2 separate regions of the Homo sapiens genome follow, and region 1 is linked to region 2. A link is a loop called in an ENCODE intact Hi-C map of the cell type or tissue named here. Cell type or tissue: GM12878. All regions are shown on one strand. Region 1 overlaps IQCJ-SCHIP1 (IQCJ-SCHIP1 readthrough). Region 2 overlaps IL12A-AS1 (IL12A antisense RNA 1).

Region 1 (4,000 bases), 79 kb before region 2:
GGCCCGGGGAACTGTGGTTTTCAGATGTGAGCCTCAAGAACAGCCATGTCTCCCAGGGTGGGCAGGGTCCTGGAACAGGGGTTATCTGTTCTTCCACCCTGGGCACAGAGGCCTTCAGCAGCACCAGGTGGCCCCACTCATCCATTCAGGCTGCTTGGGAGCTGTGGTTGAGTTTCACCGAGAGCTGACTTCATCTTAAAACCCGCTTAAAGGCTAAAAGCAAACAAATCCTTCTTGAAACCTGAGCTCGTTTTAAGATGTCTTTACTAAAATCCCCTCTGAACCATTAGCTGTTATGTCATATAATTTCCTTTTCCTGAGAGTAACATTCTTGGTGATTACCACTATAAGGAATTATGTCTCACCCTATAAGAAGCTCTCTTCAGTTTCCTATGGGGATAATGTGGTACTAAGGCGATTTTCTGAATTTCTACCTGCGGCGTTTTTTGATTTTACGCAGACTACTAAATCTCCCCCAACTTTTTTTTTTCTTTCCTTTCCTGAGTTAGACTATATGGGATGTTTAAGTCTGGGTTAATCCTTCAAAAAGAAGTCAGCGTGGCCGCAGAACAACAGAATTTATGATCAGACTTTCTTCTGAGTGAAAATACATATATCTGGACATTGTAAACTTTATTTTGCTTTGTGTTTTGTATTGCGGGTTATTTTACATTTTTATAATCTGTGTATCCAGTAGCCAGACCCTTCTTCTCAAGACTTTATTCAATAAATAGAAAATGCTACATAATCCTAGATTCAAATTAGGGTTTGTCTTTAAAATGTGTCTGTTTTTAATTTGCTAACAGCTTTTTTCCCACCATCTTCCAATCCATAGAACTTGAGTATTATTATTAAAAGGGGGTTGATTTTATTTTTTTAGACCGACAGACATTAAAATTTCTAAACCTGCATGGAATCAAAGGGTAACCTGAACATATTAGATTTCTCCAGGAAAAAAATATATATGTGTGTCTGTGTCTGTGTGTGTGTGTGTGTGTGTGTGTGTGTGTGTGTGTGTGTTTATGTATGTATGTATATCCAATGGATAAAAGTAAAAAGGTGGCAAATCCCAGCTCAGTAGAAGAACAAACTGCCTAATAGACCATGTGTTGTCTCAGAGAGTTGATTCTACATCAGGGATTATTGTGACAGGACAAGCAGTATTAGAGTAAGTGACTTTAGAGAGTCATTTCACCTCTAAAATTCTGTTCCTTTTGTTTAGACTTTCAGTAAATAGAGAATGGAGAGCAACTCACATGTACAGGTCACTTGCCCTGCACTAAGCTCTGAATGAACTATTTTAATCCTTCCTGCATAACACTGGGTTTGCTACTATTCAACCCATTTTATCGATGAGGAAAACTGAGGGTCATAGAGCTTTTGTAATGTGCCTGGAGAAAGAAGTAAGGATTCAGAACCTAAGTTCAGCTCACTCCAAGCATCTTCAGATGATCAGAGTGGGGTGTGTTGCTTTCTAACCCCTAGTTCTGGGCCTGGCTCCCCCTTGCCTGTGCCATGAGGGTAGGGAGCAAATAGAGCTGGGCAGATTGAGGGAATGGCTGCATTTTCTTACAGGGGTTGTAAGCTGGGATTTTCAGTAATTACAGAATTTAACAATAGGTGGCAGTGCATACCCATAACAATTATGGTTCCCGTGTTAAATCAGATTTTCTTTTTCTGGGTTCTGTGTTGTTTTCAATAAAAGAATCACTTTAAATGAGTGATCTGATCAATTTCTACAAAGCATTCCTACCATTGGAATTGAAAAGTCAAATCTCAGGTAAGTTGTTCTTGGCATTTCTTCCTATGGCAGTAATAATGCCAGAGAAATTCAGCATCCTCTGCCCTAAACCTGGCTTAGGTCAGCTTCCTTGGGATCTTTTCTTGCGTAGGAACCTCCTTTTGCCTTTTCTTTCCCTAAGCTTACACAGAGACTGGGGCTACTAGAGATGCTAGGAAAACTACTTCTTTAAAAATGCTTTATCACCAAACAGTATTGAAATGTGTTCAACTTCAAAAGAAGGTTAGAACAAAAAGTTGGCTGTGCAGCCTGGCCTGCGAGTGGCAGCTACACGGCCAGGTTACCCTTTGTGACTGTGCTTCCAAAAACATCAGCCCTGGAGCTTCAGGATTCACCACACATATAATGGCTTCCCAAAGGTCTCTGTCCCTGAGGTTCTGTGTGCAGGAGGTGGTCTGCAGAACCTTGCTGTGTTCTAAGGCTGCACCTTACTGCCTGGGTTTGGGGCTTCCTTACATTTTTTTAAGTGTGAACCTGTGGTGTTTTCCTTCCTTAATGATATAAATGAGCTCCCTTGGTTGGCTTTTGGCAACTGCCTTAAAGATTTCCTTCAGATGACCCTATTCTGTCTATTTGGGAGAAAAGGAGTCTTTCTTCAGAGAGCTGTGGCCTTGGGATGCTGGCTCCAGTGAGAGAGTCTTTGATTGTCCCCCTGGGACGGGTTCTCTAGATGACACCACGCAGCCTTATTTGCCCGAGGACCCCATTCATCTTGATTGACAGGACTGTAAACTCAAAGACTCAACACATTTTTATTGTGCACCAACTATCTGTTTGGTATTGTGCTGGGTGCTCTAACATGGGGCCTTAAATTATTTTTCACTTACCATGAAACTGGCGAGGAAAAAACTCACAGAACATTGGAAAATCCTCTACTAAGAGTTATTTATATGTGGAGAGTAATATTGGTTGCTCATTTCTCCATGTGAAGAACACATAAGACTACTTTCTGTTAGCAAAATCAGACAGTTCTATTGGCTGAAGCCAAATAACAAACAGCTAAGTAGAACTAGTGTCCTGTTTGTTTCTGCCCAGACTGCAGAGTGGGATGAACTTGCAGATATGCTTTGTCAACGACAGTGGCAGTGATAAGGACAGTGATGCTGATGACAGTAAGACTGAAACCAGCTTGGACACCCCCTTGTCTCCCATGGTGAGTCCAAACAGCACCAGCTGAAGCTCGGTGTTGTGATTTCCGGGCCATTTAGCTTCTTTTCTGTTGTAAGGTGAATCAGGAACAAACATTTCAGAGATTAAAGAAGAAAAGTTTCTTGGAATTGCATGCTCCTAAAATTTGACAATGATTAAAAAGTCAAAGTTGTAATAAAATAGAGATATATAAGCTTTCTTAAAGTTAATAACTATTTTCATATTAAACCATTAGAGAAATCACCAGCCTGGGCAACATGGCAAAACCCTGTCTCTATAAAAAAATACAAACATTAGCTGATCATGGTGCCTATAGTCCCAGCTACTCAGGAGGCTGAGGCGGGAGGATCAGCTGAGCCCAGGAGTTCAAGGCTGCAGTGAGCTATGATGACACCTCTGCACTCCAGCCGGGGCAACATAGTGAGACCCTGTCTCTAACGAGAGAGAGTGTATTAGTTCATTTTCATGTTGCCGATAAAGACATATCCAAGACTGGGCAATTTACAAAAGAAAGAGGTTTAATGGACTTACAGTTCCACATGGCTAATGAGGCCTTGCAATCATGGCGGAAGGCAAGGAGGAGCAAGTCACGTCTTACATTTTTAAAACCATCATATCTGGTGAGACTCATTCACTATCACAAGAACAGTACAGGAAAGACCCACCCCCATAATTCAATTACCTCCCACTGGGTTCCTGCCACGACACATGGGAATTGTGGGAGTTACAATTCAGGATGAGATTTGGGTGGGTACACAGCCAAACCATATCAGAGAGAGAGAGAGAAATTAGATATGCTCTAAAAATTATAAAGAGAAAATAAGCTAAATCCAGTTCTTCCCTATTGGGCTTAGAAATATTAGCTCATGTCTTTCCTTCCCATTACAGAAGTTGGCTGAATAATCATGGGTGCCTGTTGCTGGAATTCTTTCCTCTCTGTGAGGTCTGTCTATAGCCTTTTTTACCAAAGACCAACAAAGAGGAAACTGTTGTCGTTGAGTGCAGTGCGACATCAGAACATCACTGGATACATGAGATCCTGTCCACGCA
Region 2 (4,000 bases):
TTGTATGTCATATGTATTATATATTCTTAACATAAGCTAGAGAAAAGAAAATCTTGGCCAGGTGTGGTGGCTCATGTCTATAATCCCAGGAAGGACTGTCTTGAGACCAGGAGTTCAAGACCGGCCTGAGCAACATAGCAAGACTCCATTTCTATAAAAAAAAAAAAAAAATTTAATTAGCTAAGTATGGTGGTGCGTGCCTGTAGTCTAGTCTTAGCTACTCTGGAGGCTGAGGTGGGAGGATCACTTGAGCCCAGGAGTTCAAGGTTACAATTAGCTATATTCACACCACTGTACTCCAGCCTGGGCAACAGAACAAGACCCATCTCCAAAAAAAAAAAGAAAAAAAATGTTATTGAGAAAATTATATGGAAGCCAAGCACAGTGGCTCACACCTGTAATCCCAGTACTTTAGAAGGCTGAGGTGGACGAATCTCTTGAACCCAGGAGTTCGAGACTAACCATGGGAAAACATTGTCTCTACAAAAAATAGAAAAATTAGCAGGCATAGTGACATGCATCTGTAGTCCCAGCTACTCAGGAGGCTGAGGTAGGAGAATCACCTGAGCCTGGGGAAGTTGAGGCTGCAGTGAGCCATGACTCCACCACTGCACTTCAGCCTGGGCTACAGACTGAGACCTTATCCCAAAAAAAAAAAAGGAAGAAAATCAAAATCATATGGAAGAAAAAATACATTTACAACACTGCACTCTATTGACACCACAGGTTTACATTGTCTGTATATGAGGTGAATGATCTGCCTAAAATGGCAGGCAACCGCAGCTGCAGACCTCAATCTGTGGTTCAGATCAAGCAATTCAATTTTTCTTTGCAACATCATGACTTTTCTCCACTTCTTGGGAGCACTTCCAGCATCACTAGTAGCACTTTATATGAGTCTCATGGTGTTATTCCAGGTTTACATTATTGCACTAAACAGGAAAAATACAGGAGAACTGGGAGAGATCACTTTCTACTGCAATCCACAATTTACTGGAGAAATGAACTGCTCACTTGGAGATGATTAGCATCACAGTGGCATTTTAAGCAGATACTTGCAACACTTGAGCTCACTGCAATAGTAACAAGAGGCGGCTACAAAATTGTTACAGTAGTACAGTATTACAGTATTGTTGCAGTTAATTTATGCAGTTATGATAGAATATTGCATCTTTACATTTGTTTACATTTCTCTCAACTGCAAATAGTGCCATGTACAGTCTGTGTTTGTGTGGGTGGTTTTCTTTTTTTTTTTTTTTCTTTTGAGACAGGGTCTTGCTCTGTCACCCAGGCTGGAATGCAGTGGCAGGATCATGGCTCACTGTAGACTAGAACTCCTGGGCTCAAGCCATCCTCCTACCTCCGCCTCCTGAGTAGCCAGGCATAGTCCCATTTTAACATTTTATAATAGATTTCTGAATATTTTATGGTAGTAAATGATAGACTAGTGTCTGTGTATATTTTATGCATTTGTGACATACCTTTTTCTTAATTTTAGAACTACTTCTAGGCTACACAGTTCATCTGCAAGTTTTTACAAATTGTTGCAAATCTCCAAAAAGTTTTCAAATATATTTATTTTTAAAATTCGCATATAGGTGGATGCTTACAGTTCAAACTGATGTTGTTCAAGGGTCAACTGTATTTAAAAGTTCTTGTAGAAATTTATATGTGGTCTTACTCATTTCCTTAGTTTATCATTTGTGAAGTAGGTAGCACATAATAATGTGTTTCTTCAGAATAGTTACTTGTCATGTGTCAAAATTATTTTTTAAAAGTATAAACTTATACATAAATATTAGTGTGGTTATTTTCAGTAAAGTCATTTTTTTCTTTCAATAATTCTGTGGATACAAAAATTTAAGGCCATAGGCAGTAAAACTCATAGTCGGAAAGGGCTATCAATCTTCAGGTAGCCTGAAGGATGTGGCATATTGTCAGTGCTTAATAATAATATATCTTATCATTAACATTGACCTTTTTCGTGGCCTCTGGAGTTTTATATGCCTTGTCTAGAAGTTGTACCAATTTGCGGAGATAGTTGTGCAAAGTACTTGAATGTGGAAGCCATAGATGCTCACAGCATCGTCACTGAGGACCTTACACAAATAGATCGGAGGTAGACCAATTCCGGGATTAGTTAATTCAGTCACAGATCATCAAGGGCCCAGTTTCTGCTTTCCATTCTGCTTTTCTCAGTGTGTCATCTTTATTCTCAGGCTGTTTGTCTTCCTAATAACTCCCCATCCAAACATGAGAATGTCCAGAAAGAGAGGGGGTAACTGGCTTAGGTGTTCTTTCTAAATTTGCTTCCATAAAAGAAAAGGATTTCACTTTCTTCTCTCCACATACACATAGCCCTTCTCAGTACCCTATCTCCCCAACAGAGTCATATCACAATTCTACTAGAGACATATTCAGTATTTACATTCTGATGACATCTTAGACATTAGTCAGAAATGAGTCAGAGGCGATACTAGTATTTATATTCCCTTTCCTGTACAGCTTTGTGGGGTTTTTTAAAGTTAATAATTACTAATTTTATTTTTAAACATACTTTCTATTGTGTCAATCACAAAGTCTCTGTGGATCATCTTAATTCCTCTTAAGGTGTTTAGAAGCGTCAGGTATTCATAAAATCAAAGCCCTGAAGAATTTTCTCTTGGAGACCTCTGACCTCTTGACCTCTGATCTGAACCGGCATTTGGGGGTCTTTCTTTTCTTCTTTTTCTTTTTCTTTTTTTTTTTTTTTTCAAGACAGGGTCCCACTCTGTTGCCCAGGCAGGAGTGCAGTGGCACAATCACAATTCACTGCAGCCTCGATATCCTGGGCTCAAGTGATCCTCCCACTTCAGCCTCCTGAGTAGCCGAGGCCACATGTGCATACCACTACGCCCCGCTAATTTTTTATTTTTTGTAGAGATGGGGCTACATCACCCAGGCTGGTTTTGAACTCCTGGGTTCAAGCCATCCTCTCACCTCAGACTCCCAAAGTGGTAAGATTACAGGTGTGAGCCACTGCACCTGGCCTAAGGTCTTTCTTTAACATCAGTCTAGATATGCTCTTTCCCTCACTCTTCTTTTAGCTCTTCTCTTTCTTGGTTGACTCCCCAGTTTTGTGGATGCACCCACCAATAGCCTTCCTAAGAAAGAATGAATCAGAGGTAAATTTACGATATTTTGCAAATGCCTATCCTCATTTGATTAATAACTTGGTAGGTCGAAAACTAAAGGTTGGAAATTATTCTGTTCCTATATTTTGGAGACATTTCTTCATTTTCTTTTAGTTTCCAGTTTTGCTGTTGGACAATCCAGAACTGTTCTGATTCATGATCCTTTTCTACATAAGTTGTTTTCTTTTCTCCCTAGACATTTGTAGGATCTTATCTATGTCCCCTGTGTTGTGGAATTTTGTGAGAATATGTATGAATCTATTTTCTTTTCTTTTCTTTTCTTTTCTTTTCTTTTTTTTTTTTTGAGTCAGAGTCTCGCTCTGTCACACAGGCTGGAGCGCAGTGGCGCCATCTTGGCTCACTGCAACCTCCACCTCCTGAGTTCAAGAGATTCTCCTGCCTCAGCCTCCCAAGTAGCTGAGACTACAGCCGCCCGCCACCACACCTGGCTAATTTTTGTATTTTTAGTAGAGATGGGGTTTCACCACCTTGGCCAAGATGGTCTCCATCTCTTGACCTCATGATCCACCTGCTTCGGCCTCCCAAAGTGCTAGGATTACAGGCATGAGCCACCGTGCCCGGCAGAGTCTATTTTCATCTATGTTGATGGCCACTCAGTAGACTCTTTCAATTTCCTTTAGTTCTGGGAAATTTTGTCAAATGATTTCATTGATTATTTCGTCTCCATTTTTTTTTTAGTTCCACATTATAAATCTTCTTTAAATTACCAATTTAATGAGCAAAAAATAAAAATGTTTAAAGTTTCAATTTTCGTTTCTCTTTGGTAATTAATGATGTTGAGTAGATTTCCATGTCTTTACTATTTT

What was found. A loop is a pair of places that touch in the nucleus more often than their neighbours do. Peaks named below come from ENCODE experiments on the same cell type or tissue, not always from the same donor. Only the 100,000 strongest peaks of a DNase experiment are listed, where the experiment ranks them.
Region 1: a loop joins it to region 2, with 4 times the contacts of the local background. A loop is called at or near these places in 1 of 110 quality-filtered maps.

Annotation. Positions count from the first base shown.
Region 1 is chr3:159,883,371-159,887,370 of GRCh38, forward strand. It overlaps IQCJ-SCHIP1 (IQCJ-SCHIP1 readthrough), which reads left to right. Exons shown (of 10, transcript NM_001414413.1): 6 at 2,837-2,954. SCHIP1 (schwannomin interacting protein 1) reads left to right here. Exons shown (of 8, transcript NM_014575.4): 4 at 2,837-2,954. Among named protein-coding and RNA genes, the nearest start is that of IL12A, 100 kb to the right of the region's middle. In GM12878, a CTCF peak has its summit at 1,618 (motif pointing right); a DNase peak (open chromatin) is centred at 1,651.
Region 2 is chr3:159,962,105-159,966,104 of GRCh38, forward strand. The region is part of intron 9 of IL12A-AS1 (IL12A antisense RNA 1); the gene reads right to left. Among named protein-coding and RNA genes, the nearest start is that of IL12A, 25 kb to the right of the region's middle. RefSeq lists an enhancer at 2,056-2,335. In GM12878, no CTCF peak of the experiment used is centred here; a DNase peak (open chromatin) is centred at 2,377; H3K4me3 peaks cover 548 bases; H3K27ac peaks cover 1,125 bases.